Regions from separate parts of the Homo sapiens genome. Here region 2 is linked to region 1. The links are chromatin contacts, found by Hi-C or POLR2A ChIA-PET in ENCODE. All regions are on one chromosome and are shown on one strand. The core of a region is the stretch at or near the end of the contact, and the rest is flanking DNA. Distances in the headings are between cores, read along the strand shown. Region 1 holds the start of NPEPPS (aminopeptidase puromycin sensitive). Region 2 holds the start of TBKBP1 (TBK1 binding protein 1).

Region 1 (7,173 bases), core at 2,812-5,311:
CAGATTCACGCCATTCTCCTGCCTCAGGCTCCTGAGCAGCTGGGACTACAGGCTCCCGCCACCACGCCCAGCTAATTTTTTGTATTTTAGTAGAGATGGGGTTTCACCGTGTTAGCCAGGATGGTCTCGATCTCCTGACCTCGTGATCCGCCCGCCTCGGCCTCCCAGAGTGCTGGGATTACAGGTGTGAGCCACCGTGCCCGGCCAAGACAATTGATTTTTAAATCACTGAACATGGACTAATTTCTTCACCTTCTGCAGCAGTCCACACCCCAGGCCAGGTTAAAAATCCACTAAGTTGGCCGGGCATGGTGGCTCATGCCTATAATCCCAGCCCTTTGGGAGGCCAAGGGAAGGGGATCACCTGAGGTCAGGAGTTCGAGACCAGCCTGGCCAACATGGCAAAACCCCATCTCTACTAAAAATACAAAAATTAGTTGGGCGTGATGGCACACACCTGTAGTCCCAGCTACCCAGGAGGCTGAGGCAAGGAGACTCGCTTGAACCCGGCAGGGGCACAGGGTGGAGGCTGCAGTGAGTCGAGATCACACCACTTCACTCCAGCCTGGGAGAAAGAGCGAAACTCCATCTCAAAAAAATAAAAATAAAAAATAAAATAAATCCACTAAGTTTCTAATATGTAACCTACACAAATACTCTGGGCTTATCGTAAAATTTTGTAACTAAAGCAACTAAGCAACTTGCATGTTTTGTGTTATGTGATTCCAACTGTTAGGAAACTGATCCAATATCAGTCATAAATATAGGTTTCTACAGATAAGAATTTTGTCGCCGGGCACAGTGGCTCACGCCTGTAATCCCAGCTCTTTAGGAGGCCAAGGCGGGCAGATCACGAGGTCAGGAGGTCGAGACCACAGTAAAACCCTGTCTCTACTAAAAATACAAAAAATTAGCTGGGTGCAGTGGCGGGCACCTGTAGTCCCAGCTACTTGGGAGGCTGAAGCAGGAGAATGGCGTGAACCCGGAAGGCAGAGCTTGCAGTGAGGCGAGATCGTGCCACTGCACTCCAGCCTGGGCGACAGAGCGAGACTCCATCTCAAAAAAAAAAAAGAATTTTGTCAATATTTTAAAATGCCCACAAGATACCACCTAATGCCACAATTTAAACGTATTGCTCTAATTCATGGATTTCAAAAACATTAATATATGCTTTTTACTTCTTACCAATGTTAATTCCTCTTTTACCCTTCCAAACATGTCAATTAGTACAATTTAAAAGTCCAATCATCCTTTAATAAAACCTGTTGGAATTCACTATTGTGTCATCTTTGTGTTGCCATCTAGCCTGAAAAGAATTTCTGGAAAAAAAGTGTTTTGAAAAGTTCATGCTACTTAAAAAATTTATTTATTTTTTATTTATTTCCTTGCATCAAATTAACAAGTCCCTGCTAATATCTAGTATATTACCATATGCTCACTCAATGGCACAAACCAGTCTTCCACAAAAGTAGAAAAGAGGTAAGGAGAAACATGTCACTGCTTGTTGTTCTATCCCGATACTTAAATCAAACTCACTTCTTTAATAAGTAATCATTTAAAAATCTGTACTTTTTTCTAGACTTTTCCCAAAATATGTTTGCCTCCAAAAATTATGAATCCATTTTGGCAACTAATAGGGTAAAGAAACAAATGTTTTTTTTAATGTTAGTCTTTTCACATAATGCGAACTCATTCATCACTAGGTTCTCTTTCCCAAAGGTTTGCCAAGTCACAAGACACACTACTGTTTACAATCCCTCCCATCTGCCCCTTGCCAATATATATCAAACACTCTAGTCACTTGGCTTAAGCCACAGTTTCCCAAATAACCTTCTCAAATTCTAATTTAGACCCAAGATGCATTCGTTCTGATTCATATTCTTAATGGAAAAATTTTAAATCACCTGATTTTCACTAAGTTCTGCCTTTTGATGCTGCCAAATCCTAGAGCCCTCTTGCTTTCACACCAGTGCTCCAAATGTGACAGCTATAGTTATCTATCACAGATAAGTATAGATAACTATACTTTTAAATTCTGTACTTTTAGACATATTTTTAATCTGAGTACCGTACCCTCTTGGTTTTTCAAAGACAACTACCAACATTCAATTCATTCGAGCACCAGTCTTCACTTCATTTCATTACTATATACACCATGTTCTTTAAGGTGGGAGCCTACTGATTTCCCCCGACCCCAGACTGCAGTAGGAAGAGAAATGAAACAAAATATATTTACTAACATTCTATTTACAGATAACTATCAAACAGTTCCCATTTTTATTACAGGCTTCCTATTACATAGTATCATAAATGCCTATTGTGCAGGATGTTTGTCGGGCATCTATACTGATGGTCTCCAAAATCAAACAATACTTCAGATAATGCTGCGGGAGGAGGGAGTGGAGTATGATTCACCAAAAACTGCAGTGAAGAGTAATGGAATATTTTCACCGGTGGTATGTTATAACTAATAGCTTCTTTCTTTCCTTTTTTTTTTTTTTTTTTTTTTTGAGACGGAGTCTCACTCTGTCGCCCAGGCTGGAATGCAGGAATGCAGTGGCGCGATCTCGACTCTGCAACCTCTGCCCCCCGGGTTCAAGTGATTCTCCTGCCTTAGCCCCCGAGTAGCTGAGATTACAGGGGCCCGCCACCACGCCCCGCTAATTTTTGTATTTTTAGTAGAGACGGGGGTTTCACCATGTTGGTCAGGCTGGTCCCGAACTCCTGACCTCAAGTGCGCCCGCCTCAGCCTCCCAAAGTGCTGGGATTACAGGCATGAGCCACCGCGCCCAGCCAGCTTCTTGGGAGAGGAAGGTACTGCTAAGCAACCATCACGGTAGCAATAAATCCACCAGCTTCGAAGGCCGCAAAGCTAGGAAGATAGGTGGAAAAGCGGAGATGGGGTCCTCCCGCAGCTTCTCTGGAGGTTAAGAGAGAACAAAGTCACTGCTGCACTGTCACTTGAGGGAAAGGGGGAGGGGGCGGATCATCTTGGAAACCCAGCCCCTGGGCTGGAGCAGGCGGGGAGAAGTCAGCGAGGCTGCCTGGGATTAACATTCTCGTTCTCACCCTCTCCCCCCCCTTCTAGAAGCTCCCCTCGTCGCTCCAACGCGGCGGCCAGAGTCCCAAATGACCACCCCCTCCAATCTATCACCCGAGAGGTGTAGAGAGAAACCAAAGAAAGAACTGAGTCAGGTGGTTGAGGCAGAGCGGGGACTCCCATGACCTCTCCGTCCTCCCCCAACACCCTCCAGCCTCCCCCGGAACACTATCAAGCCCAGAAGGGTCCGGGGCGGGGGGGAAAGCCCCACACAGGTGTGCTCGCCGGGGAGGGGCGCAATGGCCGGGCCGCCGGCTCCCCAGAGCTCCCGCAGCGCGGCCCCAGCCCGAGCCCCAGCCTCAGCTCCGGCCACGGTCCCTGCCCCGGCCCCAGCCCCAGCCCCAGCCCCAGCCCCAACAGAGCAAGGCAGAGCACGCCGAACCCGGCGCCCTGCGGCCGCCCAGCCCCGACCCGAGGCCCGCCCGCCCTCCCGGCCGGGCCCTGAGTCCAGCCCGCGGGCGCGGCCTAACTGCTCGCCCCGCAGCTTGCCCCGGGGCCCGAGGGTCGCTGTACCTGGGCGGCGGCCTCCAGCTTGCCCTCGAAGGTGAAGTCCAGCAAGTCGGGCTTGAGGCAAAGGCTGTAGTTGATGGGGGAGACATCGGCAGGCAGCCGCTCGAAGGGCCTCTTCTCCGGCATCGCGGCGAGGCCCAGGCTGTGGAGGCGGCGGCGAGAGGAGCGGCTGAAGACGAGAAGGAGGAGGGGAGGAGGCGGAGGGCCGAGGAAGAGCAGGCGGCGAGCGAGGGAGGGGGCGGCAGCTGCCAGCCACATCCACCGAGCGCGGGCGACCGCCGGAGGAGAGCGACCGGGGGAGCCTGGGGGGCGGGGGAGAGACCCAGCCGGAGCGCTAGGGGCTGGGAAGGAGGCGGTGCGGGCGGACTGGCGGGCGGGCTGCCTACGGGGAAGGGGGCGGAGGGGAGGGAAGGGGAGGAGGGCCCGCAAGGAGGGAGGGAGAGGGGGAAGTGGTGGCGGCGGCTGCGTGCGCGGCCCCGCCGGCCGGGCGCGCCCCCGTGGAGTGCGCGCGCACGCCTGGGCAGAGGGCGGAGCGGCGAGGACGAGGGCGCGGCCGGCGGGGCGGGAGGGCGTCGGGTTGCTCGCGCGAGCGCAGGGCTGGAGGCGGGCGCTGCACCTGTCGGCGCCGCTCAGGACTGGGGGCGGCCTTCCAACTGGAAGGAGCCGGGAAGGGCTTGATCAGAGGAAGGAAAGGCATAAGGGGCCCTCGGGAAATTGAAGCCTACGCAGTTGGTCAGTTCAGCCAGGGTCGCATGCATAAAATACCAGTTACAAGCAAAACCCCAAACTGGATTCTGCCTCCAGGTCAGCGAAAAGCCCTGACTTGAGGCTCTCTGGCCTTAGTTCCTGTTAAGTAGCAAATTCAAAGGATGATTTGAAAGTTTTGTTATAAAACCTTTAATAGCCGGGCGCAGTGTCTCACGCCTGTAATCCCAGCACTTCGGGAGGCCGAGGCGGGCGGATCACGAGGTCAAGGAGATCGAGACCATCCTGGCTAACATGGTGAAACCCCGTCTCTACTAAAAGTACAAAAAATTAGCCGGGCGTGGTGGCGGGCGCCTGTAGTCCCAGCTACTCAGGAGGCTGAGGCAGGAGAATGGCGTGAACCCGGGAGGCGGAGCTTGCAGTGAGCCGAGATCACACCACTGCACTCCAGCCTGGGCGACAGAGCAAGACTCCGTCTCAAAAAAAAAAAAAAAAAAAAAAACCTTTAATAATCTAGGTTACTTCAACCAATGAGATTTGGACTTTTGAGGGAGTGATTTCAAAAACTGTATTTTTGTTTCCATGATTTAATGTTTAAAATGGGATGTTTCGGGCGGTCGCGGTGGCTCACGCCTGTAATCCCAGCAATTTGGGAGGCCGAGGCGGGCGGATCACAAGGTTAGGAGTTCAAGACCAGCCTGGCCAATATGGTGAAACCCCGTCTCTACTAAAAATACAAAAAAAAAAAAAATAGCCGGGCTTGGTGGCGGGCGCCTGTTGTCCCAGCTATTCGGGAGGCTGAGGTAGGAGAATCGCTTGAACCCTGGAGGTGGAGGTTGCAGTGAGCCGAGATTGCGCCACTGCACTCCAGCCTGGGCGACAGAGTGAGACTCTGTCTCAAAATAAATAAATAAATAAATAAATAAATAAATAAAATGGGATGTTTCACCTTTTCCCCATTTTCATCTTTGTTTCTTTTTAAACTAAAAGATCCTTCAGCAATCATGGCCTCTTTAATGGTGAACTATCTGTGGCTCTCTCAGTTCTGTAGATACCTTGCAAATTGAGGAGGTATATATACAAATGCATATATATATATATATATATATATATATAATGTAACTGAAATTATCTTTAAAAAGGGGGGCCAGGGCCAGGTACGGTGGCTCACACCTGTAATCCCAGCACTTTGGGAGGCTGAGGCAGGTGGATCACGAGGTCAGGAGTTCGAGACCAGCCTGGCCAATATGGTGAAACCCTATCTCTACTAAAAATACAAAAATTAGCCTGGCATAGTGTCATGTGCCTGTAGTCCCAGCTACTAGGGAGGCTGAGACAGGAGAATCGCTTGAACCCGGGAGGCGGAGGTTGCAGCGAGCCAAGATCACGCCACTACACTCCAGCCTGGGCGACAACGAGACTCTGTCTCAAAAAAAAAAAAAAAAAAGTGGGCCCAGGTGTGGTGACGTGTGCCTATGATCCCAGCTACTCGGGAGGCTGAGACGGGAGGATCACTTGAGCCCAGGAGGTGGATGGAGGCTGCAGTGAGCTGTAATGGTGCCACTGCACTCCAGATGACAGAGTGAGGCCCTGTCTCTAAAAAAATAAAAATGAAATAACAATTTTAAAAATGTTATTTAAAGTGTCAAAGGCAAGGAGATTTATCCATAATCTTCATATTTCTTTATAGAAATTTCTCAGATAGAACCCAGTAATTTCCAAAACTGAATGTAGTATGTTGTAATGGACCAGTACTGTCCAGCAGAAACATACTATGAACCACTAGGTAGTATTAAATCTTATAGTAGCCACATCACAAAAAAGTAAAAAGGAAACAAATGAAAACACATCTTATTTAACCCAACATATCCAAAATATTATCATTTCAACATGTAATCAATATAAAAAATATTAATGAGGCCGGGCACGGTGGCTCACGCCTGTAATCCCAGCACTTTGGGAGGCCAAGGCAGGTGAATAACCTGAGGTCAGGAGTTCAAGACCAGCCTGACCAACATGGTGAAATCCCGTCTCTACTAAAAATACAAAAATTAGCCAGGCATGGTGGCGCATGCCTGTAATCCTAGCCAGCTACTCTGGAGGCTGAGGCAGAAGAATCACTTGAACCCAGAAGGCGGAGGTTGCAGTGAGCTGAGATCACAGCACTGCACTTCAGCCTGGGCAAAAAGAGTGAAACTCCGTCTCAAAAAAAAAAAAATTAATGAGATATTTTACTTATTTTGTTCACACCAACTTTGAAATCCAGCATGTATTTTACATTTATAGCACATCTAAATTCTGACTATCCACATTTCACGTGATCAGTAGTCACGTGTGGTTAGTGGCTCTTGTACTGGGCAGCACAGTTTTGGACTCTGGGCCTGGCCTCTTAGCCTCTGAATCCTACATACTTTTCAGAAAGGCAGATTGAAAAGCTGCAATCCTTTCAAACTAAGGTGTGAGATGGGGCCTTTTCTTATATATATGTAGTTCTATGACCACTTACTGGTCAGAGAAATAATAATTTAAATAACATATAATAATTTTTTTTTTGAGCTGGAGTCTCCTCTGTCACCCAGGCTGGAGTGCAGTGGCGTGATCTAAGCTCACTGCAACCTCCACCTCATGGGTTCAAGCAATTCTCCTGCCCCAGCCTCCTCAGTAGCTGGGATTACAGGCGCCCACCACCATGCCCGACTAATTTTTGTATTTTTAGTACAGATGGAGTTTCACCATGTTAGCCAGGCTGGTCTCAAACTCCTTACCTCAGGTGATCTGCCCACCTAGGCCTCCCAAAGGGCTGAGATTACAGACATGAACCACTGTGCCCAGCCCATATAATAATAATTTAATTAACT
Region 2 (7,027 bases), core at 1-2,500, 160 kb before region 1:
CCAGGTGGAAGGGGACGCGAACGAATTCCCAAGGCTGTCTCAGGGTGCCCGCGCACCGGGAAATGGGGAACCCTACGAGGGGGCAGGAATGACTCAGGCTCCCGAAAGCAGGAGTAGGCAGTGAGGGGGTGCGTGTGTACTTCTCTCGGGCCTGGTTATGAATGTGTGTCTGGGGTTGGCGTATGGGGGGAGTGTGCGTCTGTGAATGAGTGTAGGTGTGTCAGTCAATGAGTGCCTTCGGGGTCGCAGGGGCGTCGGGACGGAGTGGGGCAGCGACCAGGAGGCTGGTGTGTGCACGCGTGCGTGAGCGCGTGGGCAGGGTGGCACGTCCGGGCCGCGTGTCACGTGAGACGCGAGGGGACTGTCCGAGGTGTGTGCGCGCGCTGGAGCGTTATGTGCACCCCGGAGAGGGGGCTCGGCAGGGAGCTGTGAGTTCAGACAGCGGGGCCCCCAGGTCGGGCTGCAGGAGCTTGGGGTGCAAAGGGCTCCGGCGCAGGCTCCAATTCAATCCACCCCCCCCCCTCCGCCACCCACAGGCCCATCTAAGTGCCAGGGAAACGCGAGTGACTGGGTCTGAGTAAGGAGTGTGTGCGCGCGTTTGTAGGGCCGGCCCCACCTTTAACCCTCTCCTTCCCACGCCATCCCCTCCCCCCAGCTCCGCGCGCCAGCGCTTACCACACCCCCCCAGACCCCCGCCCGCCCCTCTGCGCCCACCCCGCTGGCGGGGCTCTGTCCCCGAGGCCGCACCACAAATGCCTCCTTCCTCCGCATTCCTCTCTGGGCCCAGCGCCCGGGTGAGCGCAATGGAAGGCGGCTGGGGAAGGGGTGAGTGCCTCTGTCGGCCCGGGCCCCTCCTGCGGCCCCTTTAAGAGCCGCCCTTTAAACCCCTTTCGCTCGGCCGACAGAAATTGTCGCCCCTCCCCTCTCGGGGGCCGAGACCACGCAGCCCCCTCCCCCACAACCGGCCGAGCCCTGGGCCCCCGGACACCCTCTCGGGGCCGGGGAAGGGGCTCCGGGAGTGGCGCGGCCTGAGGAACGGCGGCGGAGGGGGACGCGAGGGGATGAGGGCGGCCGACACCGGACCCCTTCCCTCCCAGCCATCCCGTGCGGCTGCCAGCCGCCCTCCTGCCGCCTCCTCCTGCCCACCCCGCGACCCCTGGGGCCCAGCCCGGGCGCCGCTCCCCTCCCCCAGCCCTAGCCCCAGCCGGGGACTCACAGCTGCTGCCGGTTCCTGCTTGTAATCGCAGCTTACCCCCTCCGCCTGCTCCCTCCCCAAACGGGCACCAGTGCCCCCACCCCCCTGGTACCGCGCTCTGCTCCTCGCCCTGTCGCCGCCGCCGGGTCTCTCCCCACCCCCCACCCCTCCCCCCAACCCCCTCCCTCCCGTCCGCCCCGCTCCTCCTCCGCCGCCGCCGCCTCCTCCGCCTCCTCCTCCCCGGCTGCTCCGGGTTTCTCCAGCTGGGAAGGCGCCCCGGACCCCGCCGCTGCCACCACCACGTGGCGAGAGGCGGCGGCCCCTACGGTGCGGCCCTTCCTGGCAGCGCGCCCGGAGCCCACCGGCTCCCTGCGGCGCCAGCGGCCCGCGCTGGCGCCCCCTCCCCGACGCCTCCCGGCGCAGTGTGGCGTGGTGGCGTGTGTTGGGGGCGTCTGCGGTCAGTGCAGGGGCCCGGCTGATGCTTTGGTTGTTTTGGTTGTTTAGTTATGGGCTGTATATTTGGGGAGGAAGTGGGGCTATTTATCTGGCTTTTTTTTTTTTTTTTTGGTCTTTGCGCTTTTGAGAAGGAAATCATTAGACCTGCTCTTCGTTGCTCTTGGTAAAAGGGGCATTGCTGCGATAAATACATTGAACATAGGGTACAGAGAGATTAAAGCTGTAACTTCTTTGGAAGTGAGAGTAAACTAAGGAGGTCAAAGATTCATTCATGAAGAAGGACAGCCATCTCCCTCCCCACACACCACTCCCCGGCCACCCTCAAGTACCCACAGGTCAGGGAAATGAAGAAACAACAGATGTCACCCTGTGCACAAAGATTATTTGAGCACCTGCCAAACTGCTGGGCAAGAGAAACAAGTTTTTTGCTACTTTCCTGCTGTGTGACCTTGGGCAAGTTACCTTAACCTTTCTAAGCTGGAGATCATGCCCCACCTAAGCACTCTCATGGAGGAAGAATGGGGATCAGAACTAAATACAGCAGCCTGCGAATGCTCAGGAAGTGTTAACGATGTCATTTTGAGTATTGCCTGGTGGATTAAATAATGTGGACAGAGGCATGGTCAGCCTAGCTGCAGGTAGAGAATGATCAGGGGAACCCTGGAGCACTCTGGCTGAAGAGCATCCTCTGTGGACAGGGAGGCAAAGCCCGGAAGCAGGGGATAAGCTGGGCGGGGGCTTTTGGCAGATTCAGCCTTAGCTGCGAAGACTGCTGGGAACCTGAGCCTACCTTTTTGGCTCCTGAGGTGGGATGGGGGTGGGAATCTCCGAGGGGGAGGATGGAAGGAAAAGGTTTCTTGCTCTCTCTGAGCTTTGAAAAGCAGCAGCTGCCATCTTTCCTCACTGCTGGGAGAAAATTGGACTGAGAGGTGAGCTTCTACCAGGAGAGCCAGCCAGAGCTCTAGACTCATTCTCTTCATAGAAGGGGGGATTCTCAGTGGCTTCCTTCCTCCTCCTCCTGCTGGGTTCCCTTTCAGTCTTTCCTGCCAGCACTGGCTCCCGTTTGTAGTCCAGAACAGGAAGGCAGGTCAGCCACTTGTTCTCTGAGGCACTAGCTTTCTCTGAACCATGTGGGATGACCTATCTACCCTCTAGATATGAAGGCAAACCAGTGGGGACATCTGTCACCCCACTAATCCCAAGGGCTAGGCAGATGTTCCTTTCCCTAGTACTCCCCAAGATCTCTTCTGAAGCAAGGGACCAGGCAAAAGATTGGAGGCTAGACTAGGAGGTGTAGGGTTGTCTCTGGGACCCTCGGTGACCTTGGACTTGGCCACAAACAGGACCCATAAGACCAACTGGCAAGCCCTCCCTCACTGGAAAAAGGGGTCCCAGGACCCTCTAAGCACACACTGTCTGGGATGAGTCATCAGCCCCCTGCTGCTGCTTGGATGCTCAGGGCCTAATTGAGTCACCTGGCAGGGTGCAGCCAAATGCTTCTATCCTTGGTTCTAGGTGGTTGGTGGCAAAAGTCCATTAGGCCTGGTTTAGGTGCCCTAAAATCCTCCCCCTCCCCCAATCTGGACCTGATCTCATTGCATTCTCCATTTCTAGTTCTGCTGCTCATACCAGGCAGTTCTGAGAGCAGAGATTATATCCCATCCATCCTTGTATTCTAAGGTGCCCTGAGGGTTGGTACCTGCTCGTTGTATATTTATTCGGCAAAGATTTCTTGAACATCTATTATGTGCTGGGTGCTGAGAATACAGTGCTGAACATGTCTCTGACAGGTATACATGTCTCTTGCTCTCTTAGAGCTTGCAGTATGGTAGAGAAGTCAGAAAAATAAAAAGATGAATAAGTAAAACCACTAGAAATTGTGATAAAGGACCAGGCACAGTGGCTCATGCCTGTAATCCCAGCACTTTGTGGGGCTGAGGCAGGCAGATCACCTGAGGTCAGGACTTTGAGACCAGCCTGACCAACATGGTGAAACCCGTCTCTACTAAACATGCAAAAATTAGCCAGGCATGACGGTGGGTCCCTGTAATCCCAGCTACTCGGGAGGCTGAGGCAGAAGAATTGCTTGAACCCAGGAGGTAGAGGTTGCAGTGAACCGAGGTGACCCCATTGCACTCCAGCCTGGGTGACAAGAGCGAAACTCCGTCTCAAAAAAAAGAAAGAAGGAAAGAAGGAAGGAAGGAAATTGTGATAAAGGATAAAAAGAAACACCAAGGGGCAGTACTAGAGAAGAATGGGAGGATGGGATCTGCTTCACAGTATTCAGAGAAGGTCTCCTTGATGAGCTCTTACAATTTTTTTTTTTTAAAAGACAGGGTCTTTCTCTGGCGCCCAGGCTGGAGTGCAGTGGTGCAATTTTGGCTCACTGCAGCTTCGCCCTCCTGGGCTAAGGTGATCCTCCCACCTCAGTCTCCAGGCGTGGTGGCTTGCGCCTCAGCTGGGACTACAGGCGTATGCCACACGCCCGGCTAATTTTTGTATTTTTTGTAGAGACAAGGTTTCACCATGTAGCCCAGGCTGCTCTCAAAATCCTGGGTTCAAGCCATCCACCTGCCTCGGCCTCCCAAAGTGCTGTGATTACAGGCATGAGCCACCGCACCTGGCTAAGCTAAATCTTAAAAGAGTAAGAAAGTATGTTCTTTGTTGAATGAATAAATAAATGAGGCAGTGTGACTTAAGACTACTTCACTTTTCTAGGCCTGTTTCCTCATCTGAGAAAGCTGAACATTGGTCTGAATACCCTTTTTATTTTTATTTTTATTTTTTTATGAGACGGAGTCTCGCTCTGTCACCCAGGCTGGAGTGCAGTGGCGTGGTCTCCGCTCACTGCAAGCTCCGCCTCCCAGGTTCATGCCATTCTCCTGCCTCAGCCTCCTGAGTAGCTGGAACTACAGGCGCCCGCCACCACGCCCAGCTAATTTTTTGTATTTTTAGTAGAGATGGGGTCTCGATCTCCTGACCTCGTGATCCGCCTGCCTCGGCATTCCAAAGTGCTGGGATTACAGGCGTGAGACACCATGCCCAGCTGGTCTGAATCCCTTTTAAGAGCCCCTGGTATTGGCAGGGCTCATCATGGTGGAGACAATAATAGGGGAGATGGTGAAGGGGATAGGAGCCACAGTGGGAGGACAGTGGGGAAAGTGGTGGACAGTGGTCAGGCATGAGTTGTAAAACATTTCTAAATGGCCTTCACAGGTGTGATAACAGAGGACCCACCTCCAATCGTTAAGGTAGGAGAGACAGTGCAAATGCAGGCCCCCAGAGCCAGGCCCTGCCAGTGTTTCCTCCTTGGAAACCACCAGGGAGACTCTCCCACTCCCATGACTCTTGCTCTGGAGGCTGTCTTTCCTGTCCCATTATTGCCTGAAAAGAGTAGGAGGAGGTGACATTAGCAGCCAGTTAAAGAGGCTGAATCAAAATAAAACCCAGATGACTCAAATGGAACCCTGGCGGGCAGGAAAATTGATTAGCCCCATGTGACTGCAGGATCTAGGTGCCACCTTCGCCCTCCAGTTCCAGACCCTAGAAAGTGGGCCATTCACCATGCAAGCATCCTGGGACTCCAACTGCAGCTGCAGGTGTTCCATCAGATGGGAGGGTAGGGCAGTGGTAGAAAGACATTCCTTCACCACGTCCCCAAATTCCTGTGGAGGTAATGCAGAGCCCCTAATTGAATTAGTAGGGTTTGGGAAGGAATAGAGTGGTTTTTTTTTTTTTTTTTTTTGAGACGGAGTTTCACTCTTGTTGCCCTGGCTGGAGTGCAATGGCACCATCGCGGCTCACCGCAGCCTCCACCTCCCGGGTTCAAGCAATTCTCCTGCCTCAGTCTCCCGAGTAGCTGGGATTACAGGCATGTGCCACCATGCCTGGCTAATTTTGTATTTTTAGTAGAGATGGGGTTTCTCCATGTTGGTCAGGCTGGTCTCAAACTCCCAACCTCAGGTGATCCCCCACCTCAGCCTCCCAAAGTGCTGGGATTACAGGCATGAGCCACCACGCCCAGATGTTTTTTGTTTTTTATAATTCCATATGTGCTTCATTTTTCTCCACAGCCATGTTCATTTCTGCTATCTCCCAAACAGAATTTTTAAAAGGTTATATTGAGGTCAGGCGCGGTGGCTTACGCCTGTAATCCCAGCACTTTGGGAGGCCGAAGCGGGTGGATCACAAGGTCAGGAGATCGAAACCATCCTGGCTAACACGGTGAAACCCCGTCTCTACTAAAAATACAAAAAATTACCCGGGCGTGGTGGCGGGCGCCTGTAGTCCCAGCTACTCAGGAGGCTGAGGCAGGAGAATGGCGTGAACCCGGGAGGCGGAGCTTGCAGTGAGCCGAGATCGCGCCACTGCACTCCAGCCTGGGTGACAGAGCAAGACTCCGTCTCAAAAAAAAAAAAAAAAAAGTTATATTGAATTATTGAATATTGATTATTTATCCATCAGAATGTGAGCTCCACAGGAAGATTTTGTTTGCTTATTCACTGCTATATCCCCAGTGTCTCCTGGCACGTAAACAGTTGTTTGGTAAGTGCAGTAGCGCAATCACATCTCACTGCAGACTTGATCGCCTGGGCCCAAGTGATCCTCCTGCCTCATCCTCCCACCACACCTGGCTAATGTGTTTTTTTGTTTTTGTTTTTGAGATGGAGTTTCGCTCTTGTCGTCCAGGCTGGAGTACAATGGCGCGATCTCAGCTCACCGCAACCTCCACCTCCCAGGTTCAAGTGATTCTCCTGCCTTGGCCTCCTGAGTAGCTGGGATTGTAGGCATGTGCCATCACGCCCAGCTAATTTTGTATTTTTAGTTGAGACGGGGTTTCACCATGTTGGTCAGGCTGGTCTTGAACTCCTGACCTCAGGTGATCCGCCTGCCTCGGCCTCCCAAAGTGATGGGATTACAGGCGTGAGCCACTGCGCCCAGCCTGTTTTTTGTTTTTGTTTTTGTTTTTGTTTTGTGAGACAGAGTCTTGCTTTGTTGCCCGGGCTGGAGTGCAGTGGCGCGATCTCAGCTCAATGCAACCTCCGCCTCCCAGGTTCAAGCGATTTTTCTGCCTCAGCCTCCTGAGTAGCTGGGACTACAGGCATGCACCACCATGCCCAGCTAATTTTTGTATTAGTAGTAGAGATGGGGTTTCACCATGTTGACCAGGCTGGTCTCAAACTCCTGACCTCAGGTGATCCGCCTGCCTCAGCCTCCCAAAGTGCTGGGATTACAGGCGTGAGCCACCACGCCCAGCCTAATGTTTTTTATTATTTGTAGAGACAAGGTCTTGCTATGTTGCCCAGGCTGGTCTCCAACTTCTAGGCGATCCTCCCACATCGGCCTCCCAAAGTGCTGGGATTACAGGCATACACC

Evidence for each region. Hi-C counts contacts between places; a loop is a spot of excess contacts on that map. ChIA-PET counts read pairs that join two places held with the same protein, here RNA polymerase II (POLR2A). Pooled maps may share reads with other maps.
Region 2: a loop to region 1 is called in a pooled map, with 3 times the contacts of the local background. The contact joins the promoter of TBKBP1 here to the promoter of NPEPPS in region 1. A Hi-C loop is called at or near these places in 1 of 50 pooled maps. POLR2A ChIA-PET finds 5 or more read pairs at or near these places in 3 of 52 experiments (GM10248, activated CD4-positive, alpha-beta T cell and activated T-cell).

Annotation. Positions count from the first base shown.
Region 1 is chr17:47,527,996-47,535,168 of GRCh38, reverse strand. NPEPPS (aminopeptidase puromycin sensitive) reads right to left here and starts at 4,061. Exons shown (of 23, transcript NM_006310.4): 1 at 3,614-4,061. The coding sequence starts at 3,868. RefSeq lists silencers at 3,192-3,371, 3,402-3,551.
Region 2 is chr17:47,688,384-47,695,410 of GRCh38, reverse strand. TBKBP1 (TBK1 binding protein 1) reads right to left here and starts at 1,250. Exons shown (of 10, transcript NM_001394755.1): 1 at 1,217-1,250. RefSeq lists enhancers at 1-134, 135-814, 815-1,495 and silencers at 592-651, 902-1,031.